Regions from separate parts of the Homo sapiens genome. Here region 2 is linked to region 1. A link is an interaction called in ENCODE POLR2A ChIA-PET data of the cell type or tissue named here. Cell type or tissue: PC-3. All regions are shown on one strand. Each heading gives the region's core, and the rest is flanking DNA. Links, peaks and the distances in the headings are about the cores only.

The links. ChIA-PET counts read pairs that join two places held together with the same protein. Peaks named below come from ENCODE experiments on the same cell type or tissue, not always from the same donor. Only the 100,000 strongest peaks of a DNase experiment are listed, where the experiment ranks them.
Region 2: POLR2A ChIA-PET joins it to region 1 with 6 read pairs; 1 of 35 experiments calls an interaction of 5 or more read pairs at or near these places.

The regions. Positions count from the first base shown.
Region 1 is chr10:77,736,431-77,739,349 of GRCh38, forward strand. It overlaps the pseudogene RBBP6P1. Among named protein-coding and RNA genes, the nearest start is that of KCNMA1, 100 kb to the left of the region's middle. In PC-3, for the core only: no CTCF peak of the experiment used is centred there; a DNase peak (open chromatin) is centred at 1,341; H3K27ac peaks cover 1,263 bases.
Region 2 is chr10:77,014,815-77,017,733 of GRCh38, forward strand. All of the region lies in intron 17 of KCNMA1 (potassium calcium-activated channel subfamily M alpha 1), which reads right to left. Among named protein-coding and RNA genes, the nearest start is that of KCNMA1-AS2, 120 kb to the right of the region's middle. In PC-3, for the core only: no CTCF peak of the experiment used is centred there; a DNase peak (open chromatin) is centred at 1,757; H3K4me3 peaks cover 611 bases; H3K27ac peaks cover 1,365 bases.

The DNA.
Region 1 (2,919 bases), core at 191-2,690:
ATCAATACCCTTGTGATTTCCTATGCCTGTCTTGTCTTTAATCTCTTAATCCTGTCAGCTGAGAAGGATGTATATCGTCTCAGGACCCTGTAATAATTGCGTTAACTACACAAATTGTACAGCATGTGTGTTTGAGCAATATGAAATGTGGGCACCCTGAAAAAAGAACAGGATAACAGCAATTGTTCAGGGAATAAGAGAGATAACCTTAAACTCTGACTGCCGGTGAGCCGGGCAGAACAGAGCCATATTTCTCTTCTTTCAAAAACAAATGGGAGAAATATCGCTGAATTCTTTTTCTCAGCATGGAACGTCCCTGAGAAAAGAGAATGCGCACCTAGGGGTAGGTCTCTGAACTGGCCCCCCCGGGGCGTACCTGTCTCTTATGGTCGAGATTGCAGAGGTGAAATAAACTCCAGTCTCCCATAGTGCTCCCAGTCTTATTAGGAAGAGGAAATTCCCGCCTAATAAATTTTGGTCAGACAGGTTGATCTCAAAACCCTGTCTCCTGATAAGATGTTATCAATGACAATGGTGCCTGAAACTTCATTAGCAATTTTAATTTCGCCTCGGTCCTGTGGTCCTGTGATCTTGCCCTGCCTCCACTTGCCTTGTGACATTCTATTACCCTGTTAAGTACTTGATGTCTGCGACCCACACCTATTCGCACACCTCCCCTTTTGAAAATCCCTAATAAAAACTTGCTGGTTTTTGTGGCTTGTGGGGCATCGCGGATCCTACCAACGTGTGATGTCTCCCCCGGACACCCAGCTTTAAAATTTCTCTCTTTTGTACTCTGTCCCTTTATTTCTCAAGCCAGCTGACGCTTAGGAAAATAGAAAAGAACCTACGTGATTATCAGGGCAGGTCCCCCGATACACCATGTTAGCCAGGATGGTCTCAATCTCCTGACCTCGTGATCTGCCCACCTCAGCCTCCCAAAGTGCTGGGATTACAGGTGTGAGCCACCATGCCCAGGCTTGTTTTGTGTTTTATTTTGCATTTCATATCTTACATTTATCCCTGAACATGTTTTGTACTTTTTTTTGTTGTTAAGAAAAGGAATTCTTTTGTGTATCTATAGATACTTGCATGATCTACTGTAGTCAACGTTCGGTTCCTCAAAAGGTCTTGCTGCTGTCAGGTGTTATGCACTCCATCCATAATAACTGTGTGAAACACATTTCATATGTAAATAAACGTGGGACATTTGGCCCATGTGCTTCTGTGAGAGAGTTATTGATTGTGAGTCTCTGACATCTTTGTGAAGTTTGGGAAGTGACTAATTGCAGGGACAAGCTACAGGATGTTGCAGAATCCTTCCCACTCAGAAGAATGGCATGTTCTCTCTCATTAGTAATCAGCTATTTTGTCACTTTCTCATTGACTCCATCAGTACATCGGTACAATCCAAGGGTGTGAATTTCAGCTTGAAATTCCATTGCTATTACTTGTTATGTTTGTATTGCTCTAAGTTGTATTCATAGCACTTTCATATGTTTCTGCATTTGAACCTTGCAATAAGCCTGTGTGGTAGGCCACATAGGTCCAAATAACCTAGTTTTACAGTTGAGGAAGCTGAGCTCAGATTCAGTTCTTTGCTGAAGCCCTCATAGCTGGTAAGTGGCTTTGCATATTAGAACCCAAATATTTTGCTCTCTAAATCTAATGCTCGCTCTATGTGGTTATGTACATATTGACAAATATTCATTTATTCAACAAATAAAAAGTATGTACAAAGCATGAAAAAAATAAAAAATAAAAACAACAACAATAAACTATAGCTTCTGATCTGAACGGAAAACTAAGCTGATGGAGGAAAGAGAGTTTCTTAAAAATGGCAGAGGAGATTCCAAAAAAAAAGTAATTCTAGTCACTCAAGAGACCAAAAGACCTCATGATCACAAAGCCACTTATGATACTAAACACTCAAGGTAAGGGGCAAAATTTGTAGATAAAAGTCTTTGTGAAGATCATGAGACACATATATTAGAAGCAAAGAACAACAAAGAGTCAAGTGGCAATCAGTTACTTGATATTGTTATTCCACCAGGCACACAAATTGAGAAAGAGCAAATTACTGGGCAAGTTGAGAAGAATGCTACCAACCCTAAACCCCAGTTAAGTCACTCCTCTCGACTGTCCCCTGACTTAACTAGAGACACTGATGAAGCTGCTTTTGAGCCAGATTATAATGAAAGTGACAGTGGAAGTTATGTATCTGTAAAAGATGAGGAAACTTCAGGAAACACTTCTAAGGTCCTGAAAGATAAGATAATGGAGAAAGCAGGAGAAAGCAAAAGAAAGCCTGGACACAGTTGGCCAGGTAGGCATAGGAGGAGCCAGAGTCCGAGCAGAAGTCAGAGCCCTTCTGGAGGCCAGACTTGAGGCCATAGCAGCAGGGCCAGTTCTGCAGAAAGTTAGAATAGCAGGAAGAATAATAAAAAGTAGGAAAAGGAAAAGCACAAGAAACATTAAAAAAAAAAAAAAAAAAAACCATACATGCAGGTACTGCAGGGGAATTGGAAAAAAGCCAAAAAACACAGACATAAGAAAAGGAAGTCAAAGAAGAGCAAAAGATAAAGAGAAAGATAACAAAAAATGAAATCTGTCACCATGTAAAAGGACAGATTTTTTAAATGGACTTAATGGCTAAGTCTGTATTCAATTTTGTTATTATGTAAAGAGATTCAGGTCTTGTAAATAATGACATGGAAGACTCTGTGCTGCACTTAAAATATTGCTGCTTGATTATTGGATTTTTACATCAGAGGTTGATGCAGTTTGGATATTTGTCCCCACCCCAATCTCATGTTGAAATAAAATCCCCAGTGTTGGAAGTCAGGCCTGGTGGGAGGTGTCTGGGTCATGGAGGTGGATCCCTCATAGCTTGGTGCTTTCTCTGCAAAATCTGGTTGT
Region 2 (2,919 bases), core at 256-2,755, 720 kb before region 1:
AAGTGGCATTTCTTTGCAAGAATCATTCTCTTCCCCACCCATCTTTGCCTCTGTCATGCTCACCTCGCAAAGCCCCTCCCTTACTGCACACCTGCACCTGAGCAACGGAGTTTCGCTGGGAAAGAAAACATGCTGACCTCACTTTAAACCCACAACCATGGATTTCAGGGGCCTTTTCCACTCTTTGGGATCTACCCCATTCTCCTGTTGCTTGCTTTCTCACACTCCAAAACAGCTCTCTCTCCTCTCCTCTCCACTTGCTCCAGCTCACCGTACCCCTCCCACAAGCAGCCTTCAGCTGGTGATCTTGCTTCACCCATCATCAGACCAGCTTTGTGTCCTGCAAGGCTGGCCTGTATGGTCTCCTTGTCCTCTGGTTTCCTGGCCTGCGTGTCCAGTGGAAGGAGTCAGCAGGAGACTAGGGTGAGGGGGGATGAGGTCACCACCTTGACCCCCCGGGTGCCCTCCTGTACAGGTCTATGAAATGGCACACGACAGCCTCTCTCTCCAGCTCCTGATAGCCCTCCTTCCCCTTGACCCCACAGATCTAGGGTGAAGGTGGCTTCCCCTTTCTTGCTAGCTCTGCAGTGCTTGGCCATCCCTTGTTGGTTTTCCTTTACTATTTGCCCATAACTTTACAGTCTCTTCATAAAACTCTCCTCCTTTTTCCCATTTAAGTTTGTCATCTGTTTCTTGCCAGGACAAGAAACAGCACCCACATTTACATATTCATCTCCAATTCACACTTATCCCCAGAACTCCAGACTCTAAGATCCAACCGCCTTATGATATCACTGTGTGTATGTTTAGTACACATCTCCTACCTAACATAGCCCAGATAGAATGCTTAACTTCCTACTACCCAAAACTTGCTCCTTCTCTAGTATCCCTCATCTTGGTTAAGATCAACACAATCTAAGCCCTGACTCTAGCCTTCATCCTTCATTCCTCTTTTTTCCTCACTTCTGCCCAATTCATTGGGGGGTTCTGCACACTCTCCCAAATACAGTCTGAATGGGAACCCACCTCTCTCCACCTCCACTCAGGGGTCAGTCCAAGCTGCCATCATCTCTCACCTAAACTATGCAATAGGCGCTGAGTCTCTCACCTCTTCTCCTGCCCCATTCCTCTCATTCTCTACAATGCAGGAAGAATGACCTTTTCAAAATATACATCAGATCAGCTTAAAGCCATCAATGACTTCCATTTTATAACAGATCCAACCTTTCTATAAAGTGCTTTAGGAGCCAGCCTCTGCCTCTCTCTAACCTCATCTCATACCACTCTCCCCAAATCTATTCCCTAGCCGCACTTTCCTTCTTGGGGTCCCTATCCACAATGAACTTCTTCCCAGCCCATCTCTTCTTCCTATCTGATCCCTGCCTGATGGATTATTTCCCTTCATCTCAATCTCTGCTCAAATACCAACCCCTCTGAGAAGCTTTCACTTATACCCAACCCAAATCAGTGACCCAGTTGCATTAATTCTTTTACCACTAATTATTTTTTAAAAAACTGTAATTCTTTCCTGCCTAGAATATGAGCCCCACGAGAGTTGGGACTTCTCCCCATTGTTCATTTTTCACCACTGTTTCCCTGGTGCCTTGTATAGAGCCTTCTAAATGTAAACGACTTATACACATTTGATGGGCGAATGAATGAGTGAGTTTGAGACTGCTTCCCGGTATTGTTGGGTCTGCCAATTTTTCAGGAGAAATGAGTAATAAGGATTTTTATATAAAAGCTCGTAACTTTTTTCACCTTGGCAACTCATTTGTATTTTAAAATTGTGACTCAAAAGGATCATATGTGCAAGCCAAACTGAGTCACTGAGCCACCGTTTTGTGACTCCTATATTAAAGTCTATGTTCCAACGTTATTTTAAAAGGAAAATATTTGGTGGCAAGGAGGAAAGAGCAAGTACCCAAATGCCCATCCTCAAGTGACCTTCTTAAGACTGCAGTGGGATGGTTTCACTCCTCATTTACTAAAACACTGCATCTGAAGGTTTCTACAAGCTAGAATTCATTAACTTCTTTTGTTGCTTTTTTGCAGTGGAGGGTGCAAACTCGATACGAGATCATCATAATCTACTTTTCCATTTTTACAAAGCTTGTTTAGTTTCATTCAAATCTCCAATGTCCTTTCTGTGGTTTTTTGCAGTCTTCATCTATTTGAGATCCCCTAACTGACAGCATTTGCTTTGACACATCACATGCCATGGAAAATTACAGCCTGGTGTTGTAGCTGATTGTGTCAGCATGTATTTGTGAATACCATAAAGCACTGAAATGAGACATATTGCACTCCCTAATATAGGAGGTAATTTGTTTTTTGGACGGCCTGATATTTGTGACATTCATTAGTGAGAGATGCAATAGGAAATAGAATTACACAAATGGGAGTTTCATGTTATATTTGCTATCTGGGAGGTATACGTGATATATGGTTCTCCTGTGCTCCCCAGCCTCCTGTACTTGGTGCTGAGATGCTGTTTCAAGCTTTTGTGTCTCACAGTCTGGACAAGGGCACAAGCTTCTTCTCCAGGAGACCTGATTGGAGCACAGGGAGAGGGAAGGTTCAGTCCCATTAATCCTAATTTCCCTTCTCAGGTGTACCCAGTTCTCAGGATACTCTTGAACAACCGGGAGATTCTGTGAACTGAGTAGGGAGGTATTTTTCCCCCACAACTCAATCATGGCAATCTTTCCCCAATTTGCAGAAATAAATTTAAGTTATTAGAGCACTCAGTTTAAGAATTCTTTTTCCTTCCAACAGCCCATGTTTTCTTTTTCCCAAAAGCTTCTGTAGCCAGTATGGCTTAGTTTGCTAGAGTGGATGGGGAGGAAGAGGACCCTAAGTATCCACGGTCACATGTCATCGTTCTGTGCTCAGCGTATCAGGCTTAACCTAGGCAAA